2 separate regions of the Homo sapiens genome follow, and region 1 is linked to region 2. Evidence: chromatin loops called from intact Hi-C (ENCODE). Cell type or tissue: A673. All regions are shown on one strand. Each heading gives the region's core, and the rest is flanking DNA. Links, peaks and the distances in the headings are about the cores only.

The links. Peaks named below come from ENCODE experiments on the same cell type or tissue, not always from the same donor. Only the 100,000 strongest peaks of a DNase experiment are listed, where the experiment ranks them.
Region 1: a loop joins it to region 2, with 6 times the contacts of the local background. A loop is called at or near these places in 49 of 110 quality-filtered maps.

The regions. Positions count from the first base shown.
Region 1 is chr7:129,267,532-129,276,502 of GRCh38, forward strand. All of the region lies in intron 1 of AHCYL2 (adenosylhomocysteinase like 2), which reads left to right. Among named protein-coding and RNA genes, the nearest start is that of AHCYL2, 47 kb to the left of the region's middle. RefSeq lists an enhancer at 4,257-4,551. In A673, for the core only: a CTCF peak has its summit at 4,409 (motif pointing left); a DNase peak (open chromatin) is centred at 4,400; H3K27ac peaks cover 627 bases.
Region 2 is chr7:129,213,231-129,222,201 of GRCh38, forward strand. It overlaps SMO (smoothened, frizzled class receptor), which reads left to right. Exons shown (of 12, transcript NM_005631.5): 12 at 1-315. Among named protein-coding and RNA genes, the nearest start is that of AHCYL2, 7.3 kb to the right of the region's middle. RefSeq lists enhancers at 3,508-4,096, 5,481-5,530 and a silencer at 8,778-8,971. In A673, for the core only: CTCF peaks have their summits at 806 and 5,493 (motif pointing right); DNase peaks (open chromatin) are centred at 851 and 5,531.

The DNA of each region.
Region 1 (8,971 bases), core at 539-8,538, 54 kb after region 2:
TGACCTCAAGTCATCTGCCCACCTTGGCCTCCAAAGGTGCTGGGATTAGAAGCATGAGCCACTGCGCCCCTCCCCAAGCCTTATTAGATTTGAATGTTAGCATCAATAGTATATTGAAGGTGGAGGTGAGGCTAGTATTGAAAGTGAAGAGAGAATAATCAGGCTATTGTAATTATCTAAGTAAGAGAGGATAAGGACCTGACCCTAAGATAGGAAGTAGAAAAGAGGGAATCTTGTGGGAGAGATGGTAAGATGATGGAATTGATAGAATTTGGTGACTGACTTCTGTATGTGTGTGGGAGTGGATGCTCTGTGTGATAACAGAGAGATGAGTTTCTAGTCTTATATGATTGGGTAAATGGTCATACTCCTATTTATTTAAAAGTACCTATAACATGGGAGTAGAAAGCTCTGAAAATGTGGCATATGATCTGTTTTAAGAAAAAAGAGGATGAGGGGAAATAGAGAGAGAGGAAAGTGAGGAATTTCTTTTGACGACTTTTTGGACAAACTTGCTATTTTAGTTCACTCCCTTTTTACTCCTAGTTCTACTAGGAGTAAACGTAGTAGTTTAAACTAGTAATTAGTAATTTAGTAAATTTAAACTAATAATTTCCAAGTCAGAATTTTAACAGTCATGACTGATTTTTAAGCCTCTATGTTATCTTGAGGATCTTGTTTTTACCAGCTATACCTTAAAGAAGCTCAGCTTTGAAAGGGCTTTGTGACATAACCAGGTTTTGGAAAGATCAAGGTATGAAAATGCTGTAACTTTGAAGGCAGCATTAGGGAGTTTGCTTGTGCTTTCTTTTTTTGTTTTTGTTTTTGTTTTTTGAGACGGAGTCTTACTCTGTTGCCCAGGCTGGAGTGCAGTGGCATGATCTCAGCTCACCACAACCTCCATCTCCCGGATTCAAGTGATTCTCCTGCCTCAGCCTCCTGAGTAGCTGGGACTACAGGCACGGGCCACCATACCCGGCTAATTTTTGTATTTTTATAGTAGAGATGAGGTTTCACTATGTAGGCCAGGCCAGTCTAAGGCCAGATCCTGACCTTAGGATCCACCCGCTTCGGCCTCCCAAAGTGTTGGGATTATAGGCGTGAGCCACTGCACCTGGCCGCTTGTGCTTTCTTGGGAACGACATTAATGCTGTGGTTGAATCTTTCCTTTGTTTAAACAAACCAAAAGTAAGATTTGAAGGCTGCCTGGTGGGCTGAATTTCTCTTTTGGTAGAATGTTTTAGCTTTTTGAAAATAAGTAGACCTCTTTACTTTTTAAAAGTAACTTTATTGAGATATAATTTCATACTGCGAAGTTCACTCATTTAAAGCATACAATTCAGTGAGTGATTTTTTTTCATATTTACAGAGTGTATAACCATTACTGTAATTTAATTTTGGAACATTTTCATCATCCCAGAAAGAAACCTTGTAGTAATCATTCCCTAGGCAACCACGAATCTATTTTCTGTCTCTGGACGTTTCATATAATTTGCCTATTCTGGACATTTCATATAAATGGGATCATAACCATATGTGTAGACCTTTTGGCTTTCAAAGTTTCTTTTTTTTCTTTTCTTTTTTTCCTAAATGATTCCTGTTTTTTTTTTTTTTTCACTTACTCTGTTGCCCAGTCTGAAGTGTGGTGTGGCACGATGATGGCCCAGTGCAGCCTCAACCTCCCAGGCTCAAGCCATCCTCCCACATCAGCCTACTGAGTCCTACTGGGACCACCATGGTGTGCACCACCATGCCTAATTTTTTTTTTTTTTGAGACAGAGTCTTGCTCTATTGGCCAGGTTGGAGTGCAGTGGCACAATTTCAGCTCACTGCAACCTCCGCCTCCTGGGTTCAGGTGATTCTCCTGCCTCACCCTCCTGGGTAGCTGGGATTACAGGCACGCATTACCATGCCTGGCTAATTTTTTTTTTATTTTGAGTAGAGATGGGGTTTCACCATGCTAACCAGGCTGGTCTTGAACTCCTGAGCTCGTGATTCACCCACCTCAACCTCTCAAAGTGTTGGGATTATAGGCGGGAGCCACTGTGCCGGTTTTGTTTTGTTTTGTTTTGTTTTGTTTTTTAATAGAGATGGGGGTCTCACTATGTTGCCTAGGCTTGTCTTGAACTCCTCGGCTCAAGCAGCCCTCCTGCCTAAGCCTCTCAAAGTGTAGCCACCATATCCGGCCCTAAATGAGTTCTTTTTGTATTCCGTAATTTTTAGAGTTCACCTTAAATTTTACAGTGTCTATAGATTGATAAATTTGCTTGATACTTAATTCATGCTTATATCCTTATCACTAAATGCATAATATATGTCAAATAAATTATTTGTAATGGATTTTTTATGGACATTAAAATATATTCTTTATTGATATTGTTCCAGTGTCTGACTTTCATTTATAATTTCATATTACCATTTTTGCTCCTATCTACTACTCACTTTCTAGCTAAAGTGTTTATACTTACAGTGATGGAAAGTTTTTGACTTGGGCCTTCCTTATTCCTGCGTATTATTTAATTTTACAGTGTTTGGTAGAAGCAAGGTCAAAAGTTTACTGAAAAGAAAATGAAGCCCATTAGGAGACTATTAGGTATATCTTAATATTTCCTTTCTCAGTTCCTTTAGATCCTTCCTCATTGTATTATCTGGGTCACACTGGTTGAGGGATTCTACCTTCCTAATGTAACGTCAGTTGTGTTTAGAACTGCCTTGACATACGTACCTGCTTGATTGGCGTCCTCTTCTATTAGTCACCAGAGTACAGAGATACTCAGTTCCAATGATAAAAATAGTATACATTCCCTTTAGTTAGAATCTTCTTAGTGCAAATAACCTTGGACCTATGGGTCCTGTCCATGATAAAAGGCAGAACATTTTTCACTTTTTTCTTTGAGTTTCTCTTCCTGTGACTTCCCCCTCCTTGTTATATGTTTTACATTTGACAAAGGGGGAAAGAACACTCAAGATTCCTAGTCATATGCCAGATAAATATATAATAGACATTATTTTAAATCTATAGCTGAGCTTGTGAAAAAGTAAGGAAAATCCTTAGGGGCAAAAAAATGATGAGGGCATTGAAAATCAGTGTTAAGTACATAAGCTAAAGTTACGGCTGCTCTGGATGACTAAGAGACTTAGTTTTAACAACCACATGGGAATAAGAGACTTTTTTACTCCCTTGCAGAAAGCTAAGTTCCTCAAAGGGTTTCCACATTATTGAAAAGATGATCTAGAAAAAACATTTGCCCCATGGCATAGAGAAATGTCAAGGAAGTTTGTCCACTCCGTGTGGGCTTTAGGTGAGAAAGGTTTCTCTGAGAATTTGTTACCTGGGGTTGTCTTCACATAGGTTCAGTTTAGAATGTTCCTCTTTTTCTGCAGTCCAGGAAACCCAAAGCCAAGAAATTAACATATAAAGTAGTCTTGAATCTGCAACAGTCCTACGGCATCAGGCTGAAGCAAGTGCAAAACTTCTCTATAGGGATATCCTCAATCTAGGCCACACCAAATCTCACAGCTAAAGGTGCTCTAAAAAAAAAAAGTTTGGGCCGGGCGTGGTGGCTCATGCCTGTAATCCCAGCACTTTGGGAGGCCGAGGCGGGCGGATCACGAGGTCAGGAGATGAGACCATCCTGGCTAACACGGTGAAATCCCGTTTCTACTAAAAATACAAAAAATTAGCTGGGCGTGGTGGCAGGCGCCTGTAGTCCCAGCTATTCGGGAGGCTAAGGCAGAAGAATGGCGTGAACCCGAGAGGTGGAGCTTGCAGTGAGCCGAGATGGTGCCACTGCAATCCAGCCTGGGCAACAGAACGAGACTGTCTCCAAAAAAAAAAAAAAAAAAAAGAGTTTTAAAATAGACCTTCAAAAAATATAGTCACTGAAACTTAAAATTTGGTGGACAATATCAATGGTAGAATGGATACATTATGGTATATTCATAGAACAGAATACTATTAAGCAATGGAAATGAATAAATTGCTGCTATGCATAAGATCATGGCTGAATAACAATAATGTTGAAGGAAGGAAGCCAGATGTAAAATAATATATACTATGTTATTTTATTTATATAAAGCTAAAAACCCGGGTGCGGGTAACATTGGATTTTTGTCCTGGGTGATAGTTACATGGCTGTTTCACTCTGTTATAATTCATTGAATTTATAATTTGTATACTTCCTCCATTTAATAGAAAGCAGATAAGGAAAATGTAATAAATGTCATAGAAAAGATAGGATAAATAGAAAGCATAATAAAAGATGGTAGAGATAAATCCAAATGCATCAGTAATCATACTGAACATAAATGAATTACACTTATTGAAACAAAGACAGATTGTTGTAGCATGTTTTCAAGATGGCTGATGTTAGTTCCTTCCCTCCACATGTGCACCACCCCCATCTAGTGGTGGAGTTTATTCCTCTGTTCATACCAAATCTGGGCTGGCCTTAGTGACTTGTTTGGTGAAATGTGGCAGAGATAACATTCTGGGACTTTCAAGGCCAGGTCATGAAAAGTTTTGCAGCTTCCATCTAGGCCTATTTGAACATTCTCTTTTGGATTGCTGTGCTATGGAACATTTAGTCTTGGAACCTAGCTGCCATGCTGTGAGGAGTCCAAGCCAGATGGAGAGGCTCAGCTGAGCTCCTAGCCAACAGCTAGCATCACTTTTCAGCTACGTGAGTTCCAGTTCCAGTGGGCATCATATGGAGAAAAGCCCAGGCCCTAGGCGTATGGCTCCCAGTCTAGTTATCCTCAATCAATGGAGCCACCTTACCTGAGGCCCCAGATGTTATAGAGCAGACACGAGCTGTTCCTGCTATACTCTGTCTGAATCAGAATTGTGAGTATAATAAAATGGTTGTAGTTTTATGCCACTAAGCTTTAGGGTAGTTTGTAGTGATAGATAACTGAAACCAAATTTGGTACCTTGAAATAAGGTGCTGCCAAAACCTACAATTTGCATTGGCTTTGGAATTTGGTGAGGGTTAAAGATGGAGGGACCTTGAGAAGACAGTGAAGGCTTGAAACACAGAGAGAAAAGTGTTATTGGAGGCTGGGAAAAGAGTGAACCTTTGTTATATAGTGATTCAAGGTTTATTGGTACTGCCACATGTGGTTACATAGACCATAGAAAATGTATCTAATGACTTCAGTGTATCTAAGGAGATTTCTAGGCAGAATGTTGAAAAAATGTTACCTAGTTTTTTCTAAGTATGATAAGGTACAAATTGATAAATGAACTAAAAAATGAACTACTAAGTTTTAAAACAGAACTTAGAGGAAATATTTCTAACCCAGGAATGGTTGTGTTATTATAGAAAATAAAACTTTTTCTCATCTCTAGTTGCTTCAAATGGCCAATGACTTTTATTTTATTATTATTATTATTATTTTGAGATAGTTTTTCTGTCACTTAGGCTGGAGTGCAGTGGTGCTCACTGCAACCTCTGCCTCCCGGGATCAAGTGATTCTCCTGCCTCAACCTCCTGAGTAGCTGGGATTACAGGTGCCCGCCATGATGCCCAGCTGTTTTTTTGTATTTTTGGTAGAGACAGGGTTTCACCATATCAGCCAGGCTGGTCTCAAACTCCTGAGCTCAAGTGATCCATCCGCCTTAGCCTCCCAAAGTGCTGGGATTATAGGCATGAGCCACTGCGCCTAGCCTGACCAATGACTTCTAAATAAATGGCTTCAGAGGAAAGATAAAATTCAAGATGCTACCAATAAAATATGGCCTCAAAGTAAAGATCTCAGTGATGCAACTGTAAATCCCTTTGCTAAGACTTTTTTTTTTTTTTTTTTTTTTTTGAGACGGAGTTTCGCTCTTGTTGCCCAGGCTGGAGTGCAATGGCATGATCTTGGCTCACCGCAACCTCTGCCTCCCTGGTTCAAGCAATTCTCCTGCCTCAACCTCCCTAGTATCTGGGATTACAGGCATGCATCACCACGCCTGGCTAATTTTGTATTTTTAGTAGAGACGAGGTTTCTCCATGATGGTCAGGCTCGTCTCGAACTCCCGACCTCAGGTGATCCGCCCACCTCGGCCTCCCAAAGTGCTGGGATTATAGGCATGAGCCACTGCGCCTGGCCGACTTCAGAAAGATTTAAGACAATGCCTCACAAAACCTTTCAATTAGATAAAGGGATATCTAGAGGTCTTAAGGGAATACTTCTTAGGCTTACTATGTTAAACAATAGGGCTTCTAGGGATCTTAAGTGTGTTTTCTCACAGTAGCCTCACATAAGACTTGCGATAGAAAAGGTGGATGTGGCTTTTGTCTGCTGGAGTGAATCCCAATAAGATTCATAGGAAATCCACAAGATTTTAAAGAAATCATAATAATAAAAGAGGAACAGAGACAGTAGAAAGTGAAAATAGGCCTTTAGATTTCCAATCATCTATAGGCAGGAAACAAGCTTATAAGGCCACTCCATTGCAAAAATTAACCCATCTCTTATGTAAAAAGAAGGTTAATTCAGAAACTTAGAGGGTGGAGCCAAGGGTTGTGGAGAGTCATTCTCAAGGTGTAGGACTTGGCTGTAATAGAGGAACTGGTGATATGTGTCTGATTAGATTTCAGAATTGTTATGGGCCAGTAACTGTTATGTGTCTCCTGTTCCTTCTCCCTTTTTCCTCACATTTTGAATGAGAGTGTCTATTGTGCTTATCTTAAGTCAGTCTCACTATTGTATGTTTGTATGTTGGGTGTGTGGGAGCAGATAATTTGTTTCTTTAATTCAGATCAGGAGGAACTATACTGCAGTAGCTGTACCTGAGGAACTGCATCTGAGGAGCCTCAACCACATCTGGACCTGATTTAGATATCGAGATTCTGGACATCAAGCTGATGCCATAATGAAATGAGACTTTTGAAGGTCTTAGAAGAGGGTGAGTGTATTTTGCATGTGGGAGGGCCTTGTTGGGGCCAGAGGGTGGTCTGTGGTAGCTTGTATCCAAAGTGGCCGCCACCAATTTCTTCCCTTCTTGCTATTCAGTGGTGGAGTCTATTTCCCTTGTCCCCTTGAATCTGGGCTGGCTTTAGTGACTTGCTTAACCAATAGACTGTAACTTTCTGGGACTTCAGAGGCTAGGTCATGAAAAGCCTTGTGTCTTCTGCCTGTGCCCGTTGGAATCCTCTCTCTTGGACTGCTTGCACATAGAACCCGGTCACCATGCTGTGAGAATCCCCAGCCAGATGGAGAGGACACATGTAGGCACTGGTTGATAGCCCCATTGAGCTACCAGCAAAGAGCCAGTATCAACTGTCAGCCTTAGGAGTGAGTGAAGGAACCATGTTGAATAATCCAGCCCTAGCAGACACCATCTGGAGAAGAGCCAAGGTTTCAGACTTATGGCACATGTTAAGACATCTCAGCCATCTTCATCCTTTCAGGGCATCCCACCTGAGTTTCCCAGACATCGTCAATCAGAGACAAGCGGTCTCTGCTGTGCCCTGCCAGAATTTGTGGCCCACAGAATCATGAGAATAATAAAATGATTATTGTTTAACACTACTAAGATTTAGAATAGTTTTTAAATTTAGCCGTAGATAACTGGAACATGGCCAGGCGCAGTGGCTCACACCTCTAATTCCAGAACTTTGGGAGGCTGAGGCGGGTGGGTCACCTGAGGTCAGGAGTTTGAGACCAGCCTGGCCAACATATTGAAACCCAATCTCTACTAAAAATACAAAAATTAGCCAGGCATGGTGGTGTGCACCTGTAATGGTTGCAGGCGCCTGTAATCCCAGCCACTCAGGAGGCTGAGGCAGGAGAATCTCATGAACCCGGGAGGCAGAGGTTGCAGTGAGCTGAGATTGTGCCACTGCACTCCAGCCTGGGTGACACAGCAAGACCTTGTCTCCAAAAAATAAAAAAATAAAAAAATAACTGGAACATTGCCAAACTGAATAGAAAATAATCCAAGTCTATGCAGTTTGTAAGAAATACACCTAAGACATAAGGAATGAGAGAGACTGGAAATAAAGATATGGAAAAATCTATTCCAAAAGAAAGCTGGCATAGCAGGTTAATAGTAGCCAAAACTGATTTGAAGGCAAAAATCATTATTTGCGTTAAAAATTATCAGAAAAAAATTGTAAAGGAAGAATTAAGCAAGAAGCTATAATTCCAAATCAGTATGCATCTTATAGCATGGCCTTAAAATAGATAGATAGAATACAAAATATGTAGATAGAATATAGGAAGAAAATATATAGATACAAATATGAATAAATTTATAAATCTATAAAATGGAAAAATTTAACATGTCTTTTTGAGTAATTGATGGTCAAACAGACAAAAACAACTTGAGAAGATAACAGAAGATTTGAACAACCAACCAACAGGCTTCATTTTTTGGATATGTACCAAGCCCCACGCTTAATAGATGAGAATATACATTCTTTTTAGGGAGTTTTAAAAAAATTGAACACACACTGAATTCATAAATCAAGTCTCAACAAAACCAATGAATGGATATTATGCAAACTATTCTCGTACTCAATTCAGTTAAGACTGAAATTGAGCAAAAAGATAACCAAAATAATTTTATATATTTGGAAATTTAAAAGCATACTTCTAAGTAACTCATAGATCAAAGAAAAAATAATAATGGAAATTATAAGTAAAGCCGAATGATAATATAAATACTGTGTATCAGAATTATGGGTTACAACTAAAGCAGCATTTAGAGGGAAATTTATATCATCACAAAGAAGATGAGGGTAAGAAAAACTAATTAAGAACATTAAAAAAGCCAAAGGGAAATTTACAGCCTTACATGCTTATATTAGAAAAAAAACAGAGTTCATTATTTATTAGTCTTAGTATTTGACTGAGAAGTTATTTTTAAAAAGAAATGAATAAAAACCAAGGAAAGTAGAAGGGAAGAATAAAAAAAAAAACCAGAACTGAATGAAATTGAAAACAGGCTGGGCACAGTGGCTCATGCCTATAATCCCAG
Region 2 (8,971 bases), core at 692-8,691:
GTCTGGAGTGGGATAGGAGCAGTGAGTGACAAAGCCTCTGAAAGATGCATCATCTCTTCCTCACACCCATTTAGTGGGGGATGGGTCCTCTAGACTTGAGGGGCTACCCTGGGAAGCTGCCGTAGCTTCAGCCAGGCAAGAAAGCTTCCTTCAACCTGCATAGCCGGTGGGTGAGGAGATTCCCACCTTCCATAGCCTCCAAACATGTTCCCAAGGCCCCACTTTCAAGAATCAGACAGCAGGAAGCCATAGATGCTGGCTGGGTTCCAGGTTATGGGGAGAAGAAATACAGTCAATAAAAGGTTTTTGTATAAACTCTTGGTGTGTTTTTCCTTTTTTTTTTCTTTTTCTTTCTCTCTCTTTTTTTTTTTTTTAATTGAGATAAAAGTCTCACTCTATCCCCCAGGCTGGAGTGCAGTGACATGATATTGGCTCACTGCAACCTCCGTCTCCTGGGTTCAAGCAATTCTGCCTCAGCCTCCTGAGTAGCTGGGATTACAGGTGCCTGCCACCACACCCAGCTAATTTTTGTATTTTTAGTAAAGAGGGGGTTTCACCATGTTGGCCAGGCTGGTCTCGAACTCCTGACCTCAAGTGATCCACCCGCCTCGGGCTCCAAAGGGCTGGGATTACAGGCGTGAGCCACCGCGCCCAGCTAGTGCGTTCTTTCTTCTATGGGCTCCGATCCTGGCCTCCTTACCTTGTCTTGGTCCCAATCTTTTTGGTCTTCCCCATCTTCCCGAGGGTGCTCTGAAAGGCCAAGAGCTTTGTGCTAATGTGGCCACGGCTGACAGTCAGATGTCAGGCTGATGGCGCCCTCATGTGCTGGCTGTCCACCTGAGCCAGTCGGCTCTATATGAACAAAAGCTCTTCTGTGACCACGGCTGCCTCGCGGAGCAGTGATCACAAGATAATTGAGCACAGGCATGCAGCTTCCCCTGGGGTGATGGTGTCTGCCTGATGGGAGTGGAGATGGGCAGGACTCCTCGAGGCATTCCTGGACCTCATCTCTGGGGGCCTCTTTCTTCTACCAGGGACGTCCATTGGGCTAGACGCATTCTGATCCACAGCTTCCTCCCCTGGCCAGTCAGGGAAGCCTGTTAGCCCCACTTCCTCCAATGAGATAATCAGTAGAAGACTGGGAACTGGGGTGCAAGGGCTCAGGATTATGAGAGAAGGAGGTCTGTGTAGCAAAGGGGCTGGTGCCCACAGACCTGGCGGGTATTGTGGAGTACAGACCAGGCTTGTTTGGGGAGTACTCTTTTTTGTTGTTGAAATAGAGTTTCACTCTATTGCCCAGGCTGGAGTGCAGTGGCACAATCTCAGCTCACTGCAACCTCCGCCTCCTGGGTTCAAGAATTTCTCCTGCCTCAGCCTCCCGAGTAGCTGGGATTACAGACGTGTGCCACCATGCCCAGCTAATTTTTGTTTGTTTATTTATTTATTTATTTATTTATTTATTTATTTATTTTGAGAATGAGCCTTGCTCCATCGCCCAGGCTGGAGTGCAGTGGTGCCATCTCAGTTCACTGTAACCTCTGCCTCCCTGGTTCAAGCGATTCTTCTGCCTCAGCCCCCCAAGTAGCTGGGATTTCAGGCGCGCACTACCACACCCCACTAGTTTCTGTATTTTTAGTAGAGACAAGGTTTCTCCATGTTGGCCAGGCTGGTCCCAAACTCCTGACCTCAGGTGATCCGCCCGCCTTGGCCTCCTGAAGTGCTGGGATTACAGATGTGGGCCACTGCGCCCGGCCTAATTTTTTTTTTTTTTTTGAGACAGAGTCTCCCTGTCGCCCAGGCTGGAGTGCAGTGGCACAATCTCGGCTCACTGCAAGCTCTGCCTCCCTGGTTCATGCCATTCTCCTGCATCAGCCTCCCAAGTAGCTGGGACTACAGGTGCCCGCCACCACGCCCGGCTAATTTTTTGTATTTTTAGTAGAGACGGGGTTTCACCATGTTAGCCAGGATGGTCTCAATCTCCTGACCTCGTGATCTGCCCGCCACGGCCTCCCAAAGTGCTGGGATTACAGGCGTGAGCCACTGCGCCCAGCCAGGAGTAGTCTTTGAATGCTGCTCATGTGATGAGGACACCGCATTTTGACCATGGCCAGATTCCAGGAGAAGGGGAAAGGGAATACTAACCCACGGATTGTATTCCTAGGCACTTTACATGTGTATTAATAATAGCTAACTCTTGGCTGGGCACAGTGGCTCATGCCTGAAATTCCAGCACCTTGGGAGGCCGAGGCAGGAGGGCTGCTTGAGCCCAGAGTTTGAGACCAGCCTGGGCAACAAAATGAGACCCCCATCTCTACAAAAGATTAAAAAATTAGCGGGGCGTGGTTGTGTGCCTGTGGTCCCAGGTCTTGGGAGTCTGAGGTGGATTGCTTGAGCCCAGGAGCTGGAGGCTGCAGTGAGCTGTGACTGCATCACTGTACTCTAGCCTGGGCAACACAGCAAGACTCTGTCTCAGAAAAAAAAAAAAGCCTCCCCCTCCCCCTCCCCCTGCCCCTCTCCCTCTCTCTTTCTTCGGTCGCCCTCTGTTGCCGAGGCTGGACTGTACTGCCGTGATCTCAGCTCGCTGCAACCTCCCTACCTCAGGCTCCCATGATTCTCCTGCCTCAGCCTGCCAAGTGCCTGGGATTGCAGGCGCGTGCCGCCACGCCTGACTGGTTTTTGTATTTTTGGTGGAGACGGGGTTTCGCCGTGTTGACTGGGCTGGTCTCCAGCTCTTGACCTAGAGTGATCTGCCCACCTCGGCCTCCCGAGGTGCTGAGATTGCAGAGTCTCGCTCACTCAATGCTCAATGTTGCCCAGGCTGGAGTGCAGTGGCATGATCTCAGCTTGCTACAACCTCCACCTCCCAGCCGCCTGCCTTGGCCTCCGAAAGTGCTAAGATTACAGCCTCTGCCCGGCCACCACCCCATCTAGGAAGTGAGGAGCGTCTCTGCCTGGCCGCCCATCGTCTGGGATGTGAGGAGCCCCTCTGCCCGGCCGCCCCGTCTGGGATATGAGGAGTGCCTATGCCCGGCCGCCCCGTCTGGGAAGTGAGGAGCACCTCTGCCTGGCCGCCACCCTGTCTGGGAAGTGGGGACCACCTCTGCCCGGCCGTCACCCCGTTTAGGAAGTGAGGAGCGTCTCTGCCTGGCCGCCCATCGTCTGGGATGTGAGGGGCACCTCTGCCCGGCCGCCCATCATCTGGGATGTGAGGAGTGCCTCTGCCCGGCCACCACCCCATCTGGGAACTGAGGAGCGCCTCTGCCCAGCTGCCCCGTCTGAGAAGTGAGGAGCCCCTCTGCCCAGCCGCCCATCATCTGGGATGTGAGGAGCGCCTCTGCCCAGCCACCCACCGTCTGGGATGTGAGGAGCGCCTCTGCCCAGCCGCCACCCCGTCTGGGAAGTGAGGAGCGCCTTTGCCTGGCCCCCCTTCGTCTGGGAGGTGAGGAGCGCCTCTGCCCGGCTGCCCCGTCTGGGAGGTGAAGAGCGCCTCTGCCCGGCTGCCCTGTCTGGGAGGTGTACCCAACAGCTCCAAAGAGACAGCGACCATTGAGAACGGGCCATGATGACGATAGTGGTTTTGTCGAAAAGAAAAGGGGGAAATGTGGGGAAAAGAAAGAGAGATCAGATTGTTACTGTGTCTGTGTAGAAAGAAGTAAACATAGGAGACTCCATTTTGTTCTGTACTAAGAAAAATTCTTCTGCCTTGGGATGCTGTTAATCTATAACCTTACCCCCAACCCCGTGCTCTCTGAAACATGCGCTGTGTCAACTCAGGGTTAAATGGATTAAGGGCAGTGCAAGATGTGCTTTGTTAAACAGATGCTTGAAGACAGCATGCTCGTTAAGAGTCATCACCACTCCCTAATCTCAAGTACCCAGGGACACAAACACTGCAGAAGGCCGCAGGGACCTCTGCCTAGGAAAACCAGAGACCTTTGTTCACGTGTTTATCTGCTGACCTTCTCTCCACTATTATCCTATGACCCTGCCACATCCCCCGCTCCGAGAAACACCCAAGAATGATCAATAAATCCAAAAAAAAAAAAAAAAAATGCCAACTCTTAGTGTATGCTTGCCGGGTACTTCTCTAAGCACTTTGTGTACATTAATTCATCAAATTTCACAGATTCAGACCTGTGAGGCTCTGTTAACACCCCTCAAGATACTGAGGCACAGAGAGTTTCAGTAGCTTGCCCAAGACCACACAGTAAGTGGAAATGCTGGCATTTTGTTGGCTCCAGTGGGCACTTAGCCATGGTGCTCCACTGTCTCTTGTTTAATTCAGAGAATAATAAACCAATCAGAGGAGCTCATTTTATGTGTTAGGTTGATGCAAAAGTCATTGCAGTTTTTGCCATTTTATTTTATTTTATTTTAAGTATTTTGAGACAGAGTTTCACTCTTGCTGCCCAGGCTGGAGTGCAATGGTGTGATCTCAGCTCACCACAACCTCCACCTCCAGGGTTCAAGTGATTCTCCTGCCTTAGCCTCCCAAGTAGCTGGGATTACAGGCATGTACCACCACACCTGGCTAATTTTGTATTTTTAGTAGAGATAGGGTTTCTCCATGTTGGTCAGGCTGGTCTCAAACTCCCGACCTCAGGTGATCCACCTGCCTTGGCTTCCCAAAGTGCTGGGATTACAGGCGTGAGCCACTGAGCCCAGCCAGTTGTTGCCATTTTAATTGGAAAATATAAGCTCAGTGAAGCAAAATGACTTGCTTGCTACCCCGCAGCTAGTGAGTGACAGACACTAGGTCCAGGCTCTTCCTGACTAGTGTCCAGGCTCTTTCCACGCTTAATCCCGCCTTTGATTTTTCTCTCTATCCAGGTTTCCTGGTTTATGTTCCCTCTGGCCATCCCACATCCTCTTACACCTGCTCTTCTTGTTCTTCCCGGCCGTTACTGCTTCCCTTAGCATTGTTACAGCTATTTTTTAGCCTTTATCAACAACAGTATTTAAAATAATGAAAGTTATCAGTGCTGTTTAAGGATCTTTTCTGAAACAAAGGGGAGTGTTACAATGTTCTTCTTTTCATCTCCAAAGACAGTTGACTACTAGTTTTCCTCCCTCCTTCTATCCTTTCTTTAGTGGGATTACTTATGTAAAGGATGGGAGATGGGGTGAAAGGGGAGTTCAATCTGGGCCTTAAAAGCTGAGAAATAGGCCAGGCACTGTGGTTCACGTCTGTAATCCCAGCATTTTGGGAGGCTGAGGCGAGAGAATCACTTGAGTCCAGGAGTTTGAGACCAGGCTGGCCAACATGGCGAAACTGTGTCTCTACAAAAAATAAATTAGCCAGACGTGGCGGTGCATGCCTATAGTCCCAGCTACTCGGGAGGCTGAGGTAGGAGGACTGCTTGAGCCCGCGAGGGTCAAGGCTGGCCGAGAATGCACCACTGCACTCCAGCCTGGGCGCTGGGCTACAGCAAGCACCACCCTGTCTCCAAAAAAACAGCTGAGAAATGTGACATTTGTGCAGAGACTCTGTGGCCACTAGGGGGCAATGTGAGCCCACCTTTGTGAATGCAGATGTCCAGCACCATGGACACTCCCACAACCAAGAAATCTTCCAGTAGTATCCCTACGGGAGCATCAATCTCAGGACTGAACAACAGTAACCACCCTTCTACCAAAAGCTCCTGAGTGAGATCCCCAAAGAAACCCCTCAGGATCCAAGGGGAGCCTGGTTTGTGGGACTCCCAGTTTGGGGGACTCCCTGCTATGCTGTTGCCCTGAAAACACAGCTCCCCATGCGTGCCCCTCATCACAGGCTCTGCCCTCAGCTGCCTCATTGGGCCTCTTACCATTCTTTCAAATTCAGCTGGCCTTGCCTCTGTTTGTTCCAGCTTCCTTAAAGCAGTCTGTCCACTGCCCATCTTTGTTCCTCTGTGCTTTTTTTTTTTTTTTTTTTTTTTGAGACAGGGTGTCACTCTGTTGCCCATGCTGGAGTGTTGTTCCTCTGTCTTCTTTTTTTTTTTTTTTTTTTTTTTTGAGACAGGGTCTCACTCTGTTGCCCAGGCTGGAGTGCAGTGATGCAATCTCGGCTCACTGCAGCCTCAATTTCCTGGGTCAGGCGATGTTCCTGCCTCAGCCTCCCAAGCTGCTGGGACTACAGGTGCACATCACCATGCCAGCCTAATTTTATTTTTTGTAGAGATGGGGTCTCACTATGTTGTCCAGGCTGGTCTCCAACTTGGTCTCGGCCCAGGTGATCTTCCTGCCTTGGCCTCCCAAGGTGCTGAAATTGCAGGCATCAGCCACCGTGTTCAGCCTCTGCCTGCTTTTTTATTTTTATTTTTAGAGACAGAATCTTGCTCTGTTGCCCAGGTTGGAGGGCAGTGGTGCAATCATAGCCCACTACAGCCTCAAACTCCTGGGCTCAAAGGATCCTCCGGCCTCAGCCTCCCAAGTAGCTACAACTACAGGCATGTACCATCATGCCAGACAAATGTTATTAAAAACAAATTTTTTTTAGAGACAGGGTCTGGTCATGTTGCCTATGCTGGTCTTGAACTCCTGGCATCAAAGTGATCTTTTGCCTTGGGCTCCCAAAGTGTGGGGATTATAGGCATGAGCCACTATGCCCAGCCTACTTTTGTTTTTAAGAAATTGAAACGATATAGAAAAGTACAAAGAACAACCTAATAAACACTCATATTCCCACCACTCAGAATTATCAACTTTTTATCATTTTATCATATTTGCTTCAGATCTTTTTTTTTTTTTAAAGAAAAGTATAACAGATTTAGCTAAAGTACCCTTTGACCAATACCCCACCCCACTCTCCCCGCTGCTCAAAAGGAAAGCAAGCCTGGGCACAGTGGCTAGCACCTGTAATCACAGCACTTTGAGAGGTTGAGGTGGGTGAATCACGAGCTCAGGAGTTCAAGACCAGCCTGGTTAGCATGGTGAAACCCCATCTCTACTCAAAATAAAAAAAAAATCAGCTGGATGTGGTAATGCGTGCCTGTAATCCCAGCTACTCGGGAGGCTGAGGGAGGAGAATCGCTTGAGCCTGGGAGGCGGAGGTTGCAGTGAGCCGAGATCCTGCCATTGCACTCCAGCCTGGGCAACTGTGTGAGACTCCATCTAAAAAAAAACAAAAAACAAAAAACCACAAAAAAACAGGCTGGGCACGGTGGCTCATGCCTGTAACTCTAGCACTTTGGGAGGCCAAGGCAGGCAGATGGCCTGAGCTCAGAAGTTTGAGACCAGCCTGGGTAACATGGTAAAACCCCGTCTCTACTAAAATATGAAAAATTAGCTCGGCATGGTGGTGGGTGCCTTTAGTCCCAGCTACTCGGGAGGCTGAGGCAGGAGAATTGCTTGAACCTGGGAGGCGGAGGTTGCAGTGAGCCGAGATTGCGCCACTGCACGCCAGCCTAGGCAACAAGAGCGAGACTCCGTCTCCAAAAAAAAAAAAACAACTAGAAGTTCGAGACCAGCCTGGGCAACATAGCAAGAGCCCTACTCTACCAAAAACATTTTTTTTTAATTAGCCAGGTGTAGTGGTGCAAACCTGTAGTTCCAGTTACTTGGGAGGCTGAGGTGGGAGGATTGCTTGAGCCCAGGAGGCAGAGGTTGCAGTTAGCTATGATTATGCCACTGCACTCTGGCCTGGGCAGCAAGAGTGAGACTCTGTCTCGAAACAAAAAACCAAAGTTTTCTTCATATGTCTGGTGACTTTGGTTGTCTGTTCATACTTAAGAATGTGACACTAAATTGTTCACGGAAGCTCTGTGAACATGAGTATGGTCTTCAGGGCGGGTGATCTGGCTGGCTTATTTCCTTTGGAAACTCTCAATGTTAGTATCTTTGTTTTCTCTCTTGGATTGGTCAGATACCTCAGAGAAATTCTTCTTTTTTTTTTTTTTTTTTTTTGAGACACAGTCTTGCTCTGTTGCCCAGGCTGGAGTGCCGTGGCGCAATCTCAGCTCACTGCAGTCTCTGCCTCCCAAGTTCAAGCAATTCTCCTGCCTCAGCCTCCCGAGTTGCTGGGACTACAGGCGTGTGCCACCACACCCAGCTAATTTGTGTATTTTAGTAGAGACGGGATTTCACCATGTTAGTCAGGCTGGTCTCAAACTCCTGACCTCGTGATTTGCCCGCCTTGGCCTCCCAAGTGCTGGGATTTCAGGTGTGAGCCACCGTGCCTGGCCAAGAAATTCTTCTTTATTGGCCGGGCGCGGTGGCTCAGGCTTGTAATCCCAGCAGTTTGGGAGGCCAAGGCGGGCAGATCACGAGGTCAGGAGATTGAGACCATCCTGGCTAACATGGTGAAACCCCGTCTCTACTAAAAATACAAAAAATTATCCGGGTGTGGTGACACGTGCCTGTAGTCCCAGCTACTCGGGAGGCTGAGGCAGGAGAATTGCTTGAACCCAGGAGGCAGAGGTTGCAGTGAGCCGAGATCATGCCACTGCACTCTAGTCTGGGCGATGGCACGAGACTCCATCTCAAAAAAAAAAAAAGAAAAAGAAAAAAAGAAATTCTTTTTTATACCAATGTCCTGCATGGACGTTACATTCCTGCTTGCCAGCGTTCTGGAAGCTGAATGAGCCGGGTGAAGGAAGAAGACCTGTAGTCCAAATATTTCATTAAATAGTTCATAAACTGGTGCTTAATTACCCTGTTTCTAGTATGTAATTTGATCTTCAACTGTACCTGGTGTCCCTCAGCTACAAGGATGGCAGAAGCAGCAGGTATGTAGGGATGGAGTTGACAACAGGTTGAAGAATGTGTCCTGATGGTTGGCCCCAATCAGTGGTGGTGACTGGAATAAAACAGGGTATCAGTTTCATTCCAGTGCTCTAACTCCTTATATTTTATAACCACATCACACTGAAGAATTAATTCATCCTCTCAGTAATCAATTCTAGTGGCAGGTAGGCAGCTGCTGCCTATGAGCTCCAACACATGCCAGGTGGCTGTACCGTAGCTCCCTTGAGCATTAGGGGGAAGAATGAAA